Regions from separate parts of the Homo sapiens genome. Here region 2 is linked to region 1. Evidence: read pairs that join two places in POLR2A ChIA-PET (ENCODE). Cell type or tissue: OCI-LY7. All regions are shown on one strand. Each heading gives the region's core, and the rest is flanking DNA. Links, peaks and the distances in the headings are about the cores only. Region 1 has its middle 54 kb from the start of DIPK1A. Region 2 has its middle 12 kb from the start of MTF2.

Region 1 (2,918 bases), core at 225-2,724:
GCTGCAGAAGCACTCTATAATACCTCCTGCTGGAAGCTGACACTCCGAATGGAGTTGCTGTTCACGTGTGTGAGGATGATGAAAGAGATGCTGTCTCACATGCCCTTTGACTCTGGCTGCAGCAGCCGCTTTCACCCGTTCCTCACTCCAGCTCCTCTTCTAGAGGTCCCAAAGCTTTAGAAAATCTGTGGCATTATCACTTGCTGCATTCCCCAGCAACCTCCTCTGTCTTAATCAGGGATCAGGTCTCCATCCAGCACACTGCATTTTTTCCCTGTACCTCTATGACTCTTTGTTTACCTAAACAATTCCAAGAATGAGTGATGATAGGAATTCAGAATAGAATGGGAGAGCACCAAGCTTTTCCTTTATGAAAGTAATAAAATGAGGTCAACTTTCTCTTCACTCTGCCCCATGTAAGTTTCCTAAAGAAAGTCAAAGCAATTCTGTTAATCTGCATTTAGACCGCCTACTTCCTACTCAAAGAGTTCAAAACTGAGCCTTGGGATTGGATCAGCACTTCATGGAGGTCATTAGAATAGCACTGTTAAGAAATAAAATTCTCCAGGAGGAAGATTTATAAGCATGGGGAAACTGGAAAAAAAGCTGCCTTAGTTCCACTCTGTTTGGTCGTCATGACTTTTGGCACTGTAAGATGACACGTCAATTTGTACCAAAACCAAAATACCAGTTTGGGATAATCTTTGATGAAGACTTGGCAACCCTATTGACTCTGCAGATCTTTCTCATATTTCAACTAATGCAAACCTCTAGAGAATGTATACTGAGTGACACATCACATAGCTAAAAATAAAGCAGCAGTTAATTTGACACCCACTGCTAGATAATAAAAAGTGACTCATAATTATTATTTCCAACATTTCAAAAACTTGTAATTGAGTTTCCTGTATGCATTTCCTGAGAGGCAAACTCTTCCAAAAATTAAACTCAAATTTGTTGTAGAATAAAATTTTAGGATCTGAAGAACTGTAGACAGTCACAACTGTGCAAATATAAACATGTATCCTCTTCCTAATGTGGTTAATATTTAGTTTACAGTCATTATCATTTTATCATTATTGTAATTACACCTTCCCCTTTAGAAAAAAAGTTATTTTAGTCAAGTTTAACTAGAGGTAGTTGTGTATACTGTGCAACTAATTCTGCTACTGTACCAAAGCATCATGAGGGTAGGTGTGTGTTCCAAGTGTCCTTGTATCCTCCGTGCAGCAGAGGCTTCCAATTGTCCTCTAATATTCATTGTACTAGATCCCTCAGTTTTTAAATGGGTCACATGGCCACTCAGAGTAAAAACCATGTTTCCGGCCGGGTGCAGTGGCTCACACTTGTAATCCCAGCACTTTCGGAGGCCGAGGCAGGCAAATCACTTGAGGTCAGGAGTTCAAGACCAGCCTGACCAACATGGTGAAACCCTGTCTATACTAAAAATACAAAAATTAGCTGGGTGTGATGACGCATGCCTGTAATCCCAGCTACTTGGGAGGCTGAGGCAGGAGAATCACTTGAACCCGGGAGGCAGAGGTTGCAGTGAGCCAAGGTTGTGCTGTTGCACTCCAGACTGGGCGACAAGAGTGAAACTCCGTTTCAGAACAAAAACAGAAACAAAACCACATTTTCTCAGCCTGCCTTACAGACAGGTGTGGCCTGGTAACTAAGTTCAGGCAAATAGATGCAAGCTTAAGTGTTATATAGCAGTCTTTAAGGACCTTTCTTAATTTCGCTTTTTTCACCATTCCTTCCTTCTTCCTTCTGGCTTGGTGGTGGAGCTGATGGCTGGGGGTGAACAGCTATCTTGGACCATGGAGTGATCTTAGAAGAGAATTCAAGCCCAGCAGATCAACTCCATGGAACAAGATCACCACACCAGTTCTGGCCTGTCTCCCTTTGGACTTCTACGCGCGATAAACTATCTTGTTCAAGCCACTGTCACTTGCATTGAAACATAATTCTAGCCAATAAACCCCACAGTCTCAAGCATATCCTAGCATGTCACTAGAGCAAAATATATAGTAATAAATGTTTATTGAATAAATGTTGCAAATTTGGGCTTTCAGGAAGTACATTATTTTTGTTAGTCCAGAAGTTTATGAGTTGAAACAGGACAGCAGTGAGGTCATCCAAGGCCAGAGGGAAATGAGACCAAGTGACTCAAGCAACCAGGAGACCACCGACTATCAGGCAAAAAAGGAAGAAACAGTCAAAGCTAAGGCTCAAAGAAAGAAGACACCACTCAGTCTGGGGAATCTGGAGGCAAGAGAAATTTGGAAACATCAGTCTCTAGTCTGGAGGATAGCAGGCAAGTAGCTCAAAGTCCACAGTCAGCAGCTCTCAGCTGGGGTCGATTTTACTCTTCAGGGGACACTGGCAATATCTGGAGACATTTTTGGTTGTCACAACTGGTTGGGGAGGAGTGGTGCTATGGGCCTCTAGTGTATAGAGGCCAGAGATGCTGCTAAAAATTTTACCATGCCCAGGACAGCCCCCAAAGCAAAGAATTATCTGGTCTAAAATGTCGATAGTGTTCAGGAAAAGAAACCCTGGTCTAGCTGATTATAGGTGTTCACTTCAGGCCCCAAACTCCAGCTACTCTTGGAGTTCAGGCCAGAGGGAAGATGGGTCATTTAGCCAGCCTGGATAACAGCTTGGAAATAGACAATCCAGACTTTCATGTTCAGCGTCATTAAGCAGACTTTGTGACTAAACTGAGTACCTGCAAATTGCTCTCTGAATATTAAGTAGCTTATAGCACAGTTCTTCCCACAATACAAAGATAATTATGCCCTATCCCAGACTAACAGAGACTGTGACATGCTCACAAACCATTAAGAAGAGTCTGAAATATAAAACAGGTATACATTGGGGTCCTAAGGTCTCAGAGAAGCTCCTTTGCATACCAA
Region 2 (2,918 bases), core at 180-2,679, 52 kb before region 1:
ACTCTGGGGGTGGGGCCCAGCAATCTATGTTTTTCCCAGCCTTTCAGATCATTCTGATGCATGTTCAAGTTTAAGAATAACAGTTCTAGATAGTGATGATACAGAGGCAAAGAAAACAAAGTGCTTATCCTCTTGGAGCAATAATAAACAAATAGTTATACATAAAATTTCAGGCAGAGGTGAGTGTTATCAGGGAAACCAGAACAGGAGAAGGAGGGAGAACACAGAGGATGCTCAGGCAGGGTCTCCCTGAGGGGTAGGAGCTCTGAAGTCACATAGGGCAGAGTCTGAAAATTGGCAATCCACCAGTTTCTAGCCTTTTAAATGTTTGGTTTCCTCATCTGCTAAAATAGAGATAATAATATTACTTACCTTACAAGCTCACTCTGAAGATTAAATAAGATAATGCTTATAAAATCCTTGCAACTGTTTCTGGCACAGAATAAGCCTTAAATAAATGTCAGCCCTCCAAATATGAGGGCAGGGGAGTGCTGTAGATGTATACTTGGGAATCATCAATGTAGAAATTAGTAGTAAAATAGATGAAAAGATAGATAAACCAACACACAAAAAGAGAAGAGGATGGATGGTGGGATCATGTCGGTAGAGACAGAAGTGGGTTGAGAGATGGTGAGAAAGTAAAGAAATGAAGATGAGGAGAGGGAGCTTTTATGTGTACCCAGCTAAAGCTGGAAACTTGGAAAAGAAGGCCAATAGATTAGGTGACCAACCAACCATCCTGGGTGTGGGACTTTCAGTGCTAAAATTAGGAAAGTCCTGGGCAAGCTGGGCCAACCTGGTCACTTTAGCAGTGGATATAACCATAGGGGATGAAGTAGACAATAAATACTCTGACCTTTCTTTCCTGGTGCCCTCTGATCTCCATACAGTAAGCTTATAAGGTGCCTTTATGGTGTCTTGACCCAACCAGAAGCCAGAGGGCAAGGGAGCTGGGGTAATATAGACCAGAGAAGTCGGTCTTGCCTGGTCACAGACCAGGGCAAAGAAAGGACAGAGAATCAACCTGGAAGGACAAAGACAATGACCAGCACAGTGGCAAAACTGGAATTAAAATTGTCTTGGATAAATCTGACTCCAGAGCTCTTCTTCTTCTTCGTCTTCATCTTCATCTTCTTCTTCTTTTTTTTTTTTTCAGACAGGGTCTCACTCTCGTTACCCAAGCTGGAGTGTAGTAGCTCAATCTCGGCTCACTGCAGCCTCAACTTCCCAAGCTTAGGTGATCCCCCCACCTCAGCCTCCCAAGTAGCTGGGACTACAGGCAGCCACCACCACACCTGACTAATTGTTTTTGTATTTTTAGTAGAGACAGGATTTTTCCACATTGCCCGGGCTGGTCTCTAACTCCTGGGCTCAAGCAATCTGCTCGCCTTGGCCTCCCAAAGTGCTGGGATTATAGGGGCCAGCCACTGTGCCTAGCCCAGAGCTTTTATTCTTTTTCCAGCCTTATCTAAAGGTAGAAAGCCCTCTAGGAGTGATGAGTGCTTTCTGCATCCTCAAATTAACCCTACATAAAATTTTAAAAATTACCCAAAGATATTCTTTGGTATCTGAACAGCCCACAAAGCTTTTCTTTTTTCTTTAAAGACAGGTTGTTGCTCTATTGGCCAGGCTGGAATGCTGTGGTGCAATCATAGCTCACTCTCACCTCAAACTCCTGGGGTCAAACCATCCTCCCATCTCAGCCTCCCAAAGCACTGAGATTGCAGATGTGAGCCACTGTGCCCAGCCATCTTTAAAAAACAAAAATTGTATACATTCAGTGGTGACTATAATGTACAAGAGGCAGACAGGATCTAGATGCTCCAGAAATAGAGTTAGTGGAGAAAATCCCTATGGGGACTCTGGACTCCCTCTGAAAAGATTTAGGTACAGGATGGTCCCAGGTGCTAGGAACTGTTTCCCAGCTCACTCCCTCCCTGGAAGGCTTAATCCTCAAATCACACTTGATGCGAGCTCTGGCAAGTGTCAGTGGTCAAAGACCACTATTCACATGGTACCTTTCTGAAGACCGGAAGGCCCAACTGCCCCATACCCCAGGCACCTCCAGCTCACCCAGGCTCCATTGCCACCAATGGCCAGAACTTTCAAAATTAGCAATATTAAAACTTTTGGAGCATTTATCACAGAAAATCTTCATAGCAAGGTAAAGCAAAATTCTTATCATTGATACTACCTCAGCCTATAAAAATATTTCATTGTACTTTTAGTCATGACAAATCTTTTTGCTTCATTGAAATAGGAGAATATCTTTTTGCTACTTTAAATAAGATTGCTCTTAAAACTAAGTGTGCCATGCAATTATCAAAAAGATTTGAGAGACTATAAGTGAAACATAGGAAGTTATGTAACTAGTTGCCAAGTGGTAGTGCATTATAAATATGACAGTGATTCCCAAAAGACTATAGATAACTTTCCAAAGTAATTAGGTGAATTTGTGACAGAGGATACTTATATACCACCATTCACTGGAGCAAAAGCCGACCAGCCTTCTCCTATTTTTCTTCTAACAACTCAGATCCTAGAAATACCAATGGGCAAGTCAGTAATGGAAAGGCAAGAGGTAAAGTGTTTCACTCATTCATTTAACAATAATTCATTAAGTGCCTACTGTATATTTTTCTGTAGTTTAACATGTATTTATTAGATTACTGTGTACCCTTAAAGAATATCTAATCTAATTGGGGAAATACAATGCATGAAGCAGTAAGAGGCATTAAATAATTAAATGCTAGGTTGTGAAGTGAATACTATAATTATTATATGCATTCAAAAGAGATAATATTAGGGTTAGAATAGCGAAAAAAGTCTTCATTCCCTTAGCACCCATTTATTGAGCATGTTAAATAAAATATAGCAGGTCCAAAATGGAATCACCCATGCTAAAGTTTCACATCACC

The links. ChIA-PET counts read pairs that join two places held together with the same protein. Peaks named below come from ENCODE experiments on the same cell type or tissue, not always from the same donor. Only the 100,000 strongest peaks of a DNase experiment are listed, where the experiment ranks them.
Region 2: POLR2A ChIA-PET joins it to region 1 with 7 read pairs; 11 of 35 experiments call an interaction of 5 or more read pairs at or near these places.

The regions. Positions count from the first base shown.
Region 1 is chr1:93,013,633-93,016,550 of GRCh38, reverse strand. No RefSeq gene overlaps it. Among named protein-coding and RNA genes, the nearest start is that of DIPK1A, 54 kb to the right of the region's middle. In OCI-LY7, for the core only: no CTCF peak of the experiment used is centred there; a DNase peak (open chromatin) is centred at 1,650; H3K4me3 peaks cover 923 bases.
Region 2 is chr1:93,065,521-93,068,438 of GRCh38, reverse strand. No RefSeq gene overlaps it. Among named protein-coding and RNA genes, the nearest start is that of MTF2, 12 kb to the left of the region's middle. In OCI-LY7, for the core only: no CTCF peak of the experiment used is centred there; no DNase peak of the experiment used is centred there.